Regions from separate parts of the Homo sapiens genome. Here region 2 is linked to region 1. The links are chromatin loops, found by intact Hi-C in ENCODE. Cell type or tissue: endothelial cell of umbilical vein. All regions are shown on one strand.

What was found. A loop is a pair of places that touch in the nucleus more often than their neighbours do. Peaks named below come from ENCODE experiments on the same cell type or tissue, not always from the same donor. Only the 100,000 strongest peaks of a DNase experiment are listed, where the experiment ranks them.
Region 2: it touches region 1 in a loop (16-fold over the local background); 69 of 110 quality-filtered maps call a loop at or near these places.

What each region holds. Positions count from the first base shown.
Region 1 is chr2:71,607,454-71,611,453 of GRCh38, reverse strand. DYSF (dysferlin) reads right to left here. Exons shown (of 56, transcript NM_001130987.2): 37 at 108-209. Among named protein-coding and RNA genes, the nearest start is that of DYSF, 140 kb to the right of the region's middle. In endothelial cell of umbilical vein, no CTCF peak of the experiment used is centred here; a DNase peak (open chromatin) is centred at 2,043; H3K27ac peaks cover 733 bases.
Region 2 is chr2:71,796,951-71,800,950 of GRCh38, reverse strand. No RefSeq gene overlaps it. Among named protein-coding and RNA genes, the nearest start is that of DYSF, 330 kb to the right of the region's middle. In endothelial cell of umbilical vein, a CTCF peak has its summit at 2,419 (motif pointing right); no DNase peak of the experiment used is centred here.

The sequences.
Region 1 (4,000 bases):
GAATGAGGAGAGTGGCTCAGAAGGCCCCGGGCCCCAGGAAAGGCTGGGGCCAGGAAGGGGAAGGGCAGGCTGCTCCCAGCCCCCACGCCCAGGCCCGGACGGCTCACCTCGATGGCGGTACGCTGGAGCGCTGGCTTGATGTTCTGAGGAACCATGTAGATGTTGGCCTCCCTCTGGGGTGGTGGGTAGGGCAGGTCTGTGTCCTCAGACTGCAGTGGACAGCAGGTAGAATGGAGACAAAGGTGGAAGGAAGACCAAGGCAAAAAGACAAGAGAGAAGGACAGATAGGACAGAAAGAAATGCCAAGTGCAGGGAGAAACAGAGAAGGAAAGACAGAAGTGGACAAACAGGGAGGCAGAAACGAAAAAGCTAAGTCAGTTTCGGCCAGGCATCATCTTCTCCAGGATCACAATTCCAGCACCTTCATCCAGGGTTCAGGTCACCTTGTTCCAACTGAATCCCGTCACCCCTCCTCCCATAATGCAGGCTCTGATGCCCCCTGAGCTGCTCCGGGTCTGCCCCTCCCTGATACGCACACAGCATATGCGTGCACACACTGCCTATTCCATCCTGGCAGATCCACTTCAGCCCCTCTCAGTCCCAGAGAGGACCATGTGCCTGCCCGCCAGCCTGGTTCTCCTGCCTCCTGGCTCAGACCCTTCCGGGTTATCATCTGTCCTGGTATTTCTTCCCCACCCCTAGACACCTTCCAGCCCCAAACCCCCACCTCTCACGCCTGTCCCCTGTGAGGACAGAATACTTGCATTGTGAGCCAGAAAGAGAACAACTGAGCAATGGGAGAAGGGGCTCCCCAGAGCACCAAAGCACACTGCTGGGGAGGGTCTCTCTCCACTACAGAGACGAGCAAGTGTGTGTCAATTCTGGCCTACTAAGAGTTTGCCAGAAAGAGTTGGGCAGGAATCCTCAATGATCACAAAGAACTACATGAGGAAGCAAGGTGGGGCAAGGGAGGCAGGTACTGCCTTAGATAGTTAACCACCAATAACAGCAGTTAGGAACACAGGTGTGAGTCCTAACTCCACTATGTATGACGTTAAATAAATTATTTCACCTCCTATAGCTGAATGTTTTCATCTATAAAATGGTTAGCAAAAGTTGTCAACCTCTAAAGGTTAGGGTGAGGGTTGAGGAAGTTAATACCTGTATAACCTTTAGAGCTTCATGTAAACCTTCAACAGGACTATTAGCCCATGTGGTGTCTTTGTGACAATTAGAGAAAAATGTGCTTAAGACTCTTTACTTCCATGTCAGAAAGTTGTCATATTTTCTGAGTTTATTAGAACAAGACACTTTACTGCCACCTATTGGGAAATTGTTATAATAAATACAAGTATATGGTGTCTGTGCTAGAAATGCAGCCCCTTAGACACAGTGTCCTTGTGCAGTGCCCAACCTGCACATCCATACATGGAGGGCCTGACACTCCGGAAATGTTAACTATAATTAAAAGGACTGTGATAGACACTTTACAGAGCTTGCCTCATGTAATCTCATTTATTAAACAATGAAATCATTGGATTCATTCTCCAAGTGACTTCTGTTGGGTTCCTTCTGCGAGGATGGTACATCCATACAGACGCTCTGCCATAGATGGTGGGAGCAGTCAAAGCAGAGAAAGATATCAGCTTCCCCCCACCTCCATGAATCACTTCACAGCCAACCCAAGCCACACTCCTGTGCAGCGACACCCTGATGACACCATGTTTCCCCCAACCTACAGCAGTTGGAAGCTTAGTCCTAGAATCAGACCTCAACTCTAGTTCCAGCTCTGCCACCTCCTCGCCATTAGGCCTTGGACAGATTACTCAACTTCAGTGACTCAGTATTCTCAGATGAAGATCTGAGATAAGCTGCTCCGAGAATTAAATGAGAGAACACATCTGAAGAGCGCCTGGCACACAGGAGGCGCTTAGTAAATGGCTGTGACTGTAACTATTACTAGAATTGTTGTTAGTACCATTGTTTTTGCCATTGGTGTTGGTGTTGATCTCCCCAGGGTGACTTCAAGAGAGCTGAGCCATTAGAAGCATCTTTCAGAGCAACACTGGCTTTATTACTATCTCTAAGTCACCAGGGCATAAAGCAAAAAAACTTATCATTTTCCTCCAGACCCACAATGCAGGTGACATGATGCAGGAAGCACCTGCATTCCTGACCGTCTGATAAGCAGGGGTGATGGACAGGGCTGCTGCAGTGCACAGCTCCAGGGGCTGCTATGCATGTCACAGTCCACATGAAAGGTGCCCTTGGAGGATGGAGGCAGGGCCTACACAGCTTCTGCAGTGACCTGGCTGCTATGGGGACCCCCAGTTTGATGTCCTCCCTGGGCACTCCAAGGCCACCAGCTGCAGGTGGCAGCACAGCAGGGTGTCCTCTTTAAAGACAGGGTTGCACTTGAATGCCTGCTTGTGGTCTGTTCATGGCCCCTTATGGCTATGCCCAACCCAATATGGACCCAGAGCCAAAAACCCAAGACAAAGAGGGGCCAAAAAAAAAAACCATCAGGGAGGGAACAGCCCCAGGATCCCCTGAGTGGAGTGGCAGAAAGACCAATCTTTCTCATACACTTGTTCTCTTAAAATCACTAAGGAAAACTCATGAATACATTCCTCCCAGAATATTTCCTCTCTAGGCCCCCAAACGCTGGGCAGTATCCACTTTATCCCTCATTTCCTCGGTCTGTCCCTCGGGGCTCCCTCGAGCTCCGTGGTGATGACATTCCTCTCTAAAGGCTGGGGACCAGGCTCCGCATCTTCAGGAGCCTGCTTGCTGAGGACAGGGGAACAAGAACCTGGAGAAGGTTAAGCTCCAATACCGTTTGGAGAAGGCCCTGGAGGAAGAAGGCAGGAGCACACAGCTGCGGAGCGTCGGGCCCAGCGGAGGCAGAAGGAAGAGACAGGCAGAGACAGTGGTTAGAGGTGTGTCCAGGCAGCTTCCTCAGCATGAGGCCACAGCATGCATCCCAAGGCCATCTCTGTCCACCGTGCTGTCCCCAGGGGTCCCAGGACATGCTTCTTCCCTGCCATTTCCTGCCACCTCCCAGGGTTGCCTGCCTCTGTGGCTCCCCCTCTGACCATGCGTCCAAATGCTCCTCCCCAATTTTTCACACTATCTCCTGGATCTGCTCCTTCCCAATTTAAAGACATCCCCATCTCCCAAATCCACCCGCGCCCTCCTCTCTGCAGGCTCCCTCCTCTCCTCTCTCTAATCCTGTCTCCATCCACTACCTCTCCTCCCTCATGTCCACACCACCTGCTTCCCAGTGCACCCTGCTTCTGCCCTCAGCACCCCTCCCCGGAAATTTGTCTCCAGAGTCCCCTACCCGAAGGACACTCGTGGGCTCTTCTCTCTCTCACCCCCTCAGCAGCATCTGGCCAGCTAACCTCATCTCCTTCCCAAACAGTCTCTCTGGATCCACACTGCTGGCCCTCACCCTGTTTGCTGAGCCTCCTCTGCAGCCTTCCCATCTTCCTCCACCAAGCCCTGATCTGCTCCTTAGCCCTCTCCTAGACTTTCTGCTCCCAAACATCTCTGCTAAGCCCCAATATCTTACTGCTTAGTTCATTAATGTGTCCTACTGGCCTCTCACACTGAACTTGTCCAAAACTGGATTCTTCATCTTCCCCCTCAGAACCTGCTCTCTTCAAGTCTGACCCCACCATCTAGACAACCAAGCCAAAAGCTCCCACGCCACCCTTGGCTCCTCCTGCCCCTCATCGCCCTGCCTGACTGATCACCAAACACTGGTAATCCTGTCTCCTGAACATCTCTCACGCCCGCCCACCCATCTCCTTTGCTCAGTGCAAGCCACTACCCTCTCTTGCCTGGATTCACCAGCATCCCCCTTTCACTTGGTTTTGACACCCTCTCCCAACAGCCCACGCGTTCTACAATCTGCAGCCAAGGCAGGCTTTCTAATAATGTCACTCTTTGTTTCAAGTCCTCCAATGTCTTCCCATCTGCTCAGGATGAAGTGCAG
Region 2 (4,000 bases), 190 kb before region 1:
TACAGTCATGGCAAAAAAACAAAATATATAGTTTAGGCCCTGGGCCAAATGCAAATGAATATTAAGCAGAGGGTGCATCCCCACTGGAGGCTTTGGGGAGGGGTGGGGCTGGAGGAAGATGGGAGCAGCAAGGGCCTGGATGGGGCACGGGTGGGGAGAGGCCGGTGTGCAGGCTTACAGACCAGCCTGGAGGGAGGCAGGAGTAGGACTGGGCAGAGGTGACTTCCCAGCTGCAGTGTCCCGGAGCAGAGTTGGGAGGTGGGGAGACATGGCCCTGGGGGGACACCAGCAATGCCCGAATGCCACCTGCAGCAGGGCCAGCGACATGGCTGGGATTTTGTGAATGGGACTCAGAGGGAGGCAGCTGATGGGGGCAGAGGAGAGAGAAGGAGAGAACGGGAAGGAGGGAGGAGAATGCAGCAAGCTAGAAACTGCGCCAGTGGGAAGGCTGGGCAGATGGAGTGAGGGGAAATCGCAGCATGTCTGGCACGACAGCTGATGCCATAATTTAAAGGTCAACTCAGTGGAAAAGGAAGAGAAAAGGGGGGAGGGGGTGGTGTTGGAATGACTTTGCCTCCACAGTATGGCTCTTAACCCCTCCCATTCCGGTGCAGCTCGACTTGGCCTTTTCAGCCACTGGACGGTGCTTGTCCTCTCGACTTGATATCCTCTAAGTTCTGGGGACCCCCTCTCCCCTGCAGTATGGGCTCTGCAGGTCAGCAGACCTGGCTCTGCATCCTGCCTCCTCTTGTTACATCAGAGTAGAAGCAGCTTAACCACCCTAAGCCTCAGTTTCTTCATTCACAAAATGGGGATGGTAACACCTCACCTCCCTGGGGTTTACTGTACAAGTTCAATTGCATAACAGGGCAGAGGCTGGACGAACTCACTTAAAAATTCAAATCTTTCTGGGCTTCCCTAAAAGAAGTAGCTTTAATTTACCTTTGAGAAAAAAAAAAAAGTCCCTTTGTTCTAGGAAAACCACCATTTGGACAAATGAAACCTGGCAGCCATATTTTGTCCCAAGGCATCCTTTGAAGGCAGCTGGTCACCCTTGGACTAAAAGCTGTGAGGTGACATTGCCTCACTTCCTGCCTTCCCATTGTCTGTCCCCAGTCCTCAGTCCCCAGTTCTTTTAATACACAGGTATATCTTTTAGCAGTCTCTCTCTCTCTCTCCCACTCTCGGCTGGCTGGGCTGCTTCTTGGGGAGGAATGTTACTTTTCTCCATATGGATTTGGACTGCCTTGTGCCTATAAATTATGGCAAGTTCTTGGGGAGCTGTGAAGGTTTTTGTTGGAATAGTTATTTGCTAGAGGGCTGAAGAGGAAACCCCAAGGGGTGCAGGAAGGACTTGGAGGCATAGGTTTCAACTCCAGCTGGGGGAGGCCGTGTAAAGTAGCTGGACAGGCCCAGAGACTTCCCACTGTGGTGCTACTTAAGAATGAAAAGCCCAAACTGAATGGAGCTATTACATGCAGGGGCCATGAGACAAGCCCACATGGCCAGTTGTCCCTGGTGGGAGAGAACATAGGACTTGAGCAGGGGTCTTGAGGCCATTCCTATGTTCCCAGGGCTGAGGATGTGGGCCAGGCTTCAGACTCTTGGCTACAGTGCACTGGTCTCATGGACCCAAGGGCTGGCCTGTCCCCACTGGCCCCTCACTTCCCTTCCATTATCTCCAACAGTTTAGTGATTCTCATTTAAAGTCACAGCCTAGAGCCCCATCCAGTTCTACCCACCAAGACATGGCTTTGAAAGGCTTTGGCTGGAAAGGCGGTGAAGGTAGCCATGGTGGTGCGGCTGGTGGCAGGAAAGATGGAGGACCCTCCTTCACAGCCCTCATCACCACTGGGGCCACCTATTGGCAATCATGTTCCAATCCAAGACACAAGGGGAGCTGCACCCCTTCTCCTGGTCTCCCAGCCATGATAAGGGTCCTTCTCCCATGGACTAACAGTGACCAGGACACATCAGCCCCGGGCAGGTTAGATGACAGCAGGGCCCCAGCCTGACAGCAGGCATTGATGACATCGCCTGGCTCCCCGCCCTTCCCGCTGTCTGTCTCCAGTCCATGGTCCCTTTTTCTCCCCTGGTCCTTGGTGAAGGAGAAGGGGCATTTCAGCAGTCTCAGGGACAGCCTGAACTCTACTGTCTGGTCCTGTATGTGCCAGGACTTGGCAGGGTGGCGTGAGAATGTTCAGGAAGAGGTGCTCAAAGAAGGTCACTGCAGGGAGAGGACAGTGGGCCTTGGCCAAGACCTTTGACCTTCTGCCTGGTGGGCGGCACAAGGAAACTCTAACCCAGGGGCCTTTGCTGGCCAAAGGGCCTTTACAAGGGAGCCCCTGGCAAGGAAAGATGAGCCCTTTGTCCACTTGAGGGCTGCAAGGGAACCCTCCAGGAGAGCCGCACAGCTTCATAGTGACCACCAGGGGGACCCTGGGAGAGCTGCCTCTGGAAGAGAGCCTGCAGTGACCCCTGGCCTGACCTGTGGCCCTAGAGCAGGTGACAGAACCTATGATCAAGTAGCAGGCAGTGAGCTCCCTATCACAGCAGGTATGCGATGGAGGCTGGAAGGGTTGTCTTCCAACAGGGGAATTTCTTCATCATGTAAAAAGTTGTCATGGGTCCTCCCAGCTCCAAGATCCTGTTGACACAGCCCAAGCAAATCAGCACTGTGTCCCCATTAGCTGACCGCACACGTCGCACTCCACCACCAGCCATCCAGGGGACAGTGAAGGCTAAAACCAACCGAGACTTTTAGGGACAAATACAAGTTTCATTCATAGTCTCAATCTAGCCAAATGTATAATAGCTGTTGGCAAGTCCTTGTAGATAATTAAAGAAACAGCTCACATTTTCCTAAAATAACTGAAGAATTATAGAAATACAATCATTAATTCCTGGGCAAAGGAGTCCAGGGGTTATGATATGTCAATACATCATAAACCAAAGAGTGGCCTCTCTGAAGACAGGGACAGCATCTCCCCGCTGGGACAGAGGCTTCCCCAGCAGAGTCTCTGTTCCCTGCCCCATGCCACTCACCATCTTAGGCCAGGAAACTCTCCCGGGGCACTTGAGAGAGCTGATGTGCCCACCTCTCAGGAGCCCGGTTGCTGACTGGGGTTTTGAGATGGGTTATGGGGTAGAAACACTGCATCCCTGCAGCAGCACAGGCTAAAGGCAGTCGATGGCAGCCCCAGGGTCCCAACAGCATCTGGTCCCCCCTCAGCAAGCTCTACCCATGGCAGGACTCTATGGCCACAATAGAACTCTATCCCACCCTGAGTGCTGGCACCTGGCGCTACTGCTAGCATTTCTCTGCTCAGCATTTTCAAGGGCCAGATGCTCCTGTTACACAGGCACCCTCTCCCCAGGGAGTACTGGCCTCCAGCCTCCACCTACTTTCCAGAGCAAGCGAGCCTCCCTGACCACATGGAGTCCCCAAAGCCAACTGCAGCCGCTTCTCCATGGCACTCCCTGCTTGATTTCTTCCAGCCGCTGGTCCCACTCTCTTGCCTGAGTTCTCTTCTATGCCAGGCCTGCCCTGGGCACTGGGGACACAGAAGCCAGCTACCCTCTATGGGCCCCATACTCAGGTTGCTCACAGTCTTGTGAGTCCTCTTAGGGCTTTGATTTTCAGAGGCCCATCCCAGATCACAGACCCTAGCATAGACCAAAGGCTGAGGCCCAGGGCAGGATGTTGAGGCAGGAAAGTGACAAACAGTCAGAATCAAGCCGGCCTGGGATAGGCTGTCAGATTGTTCGGGGGTGCTGGCCAGGGAGCTGGTAGGCAGGGAAAGAGGAAAGAGCATGCACCAGCTGCCAGGTTGGGGTCTGGGGTCTTAGTCTCTTGGAATCTGCTTGGGTTCAGAGAGAAGGGATATTGAATCAAACTCACAGTGGACTAAGTAGGCTTCACATCTGGGTTCTAGCCTAGACTCCAGCACACATTCACTCCAGCCTTAGTTTTCTCCTCCAAAAATTGTCAAGCTCACCC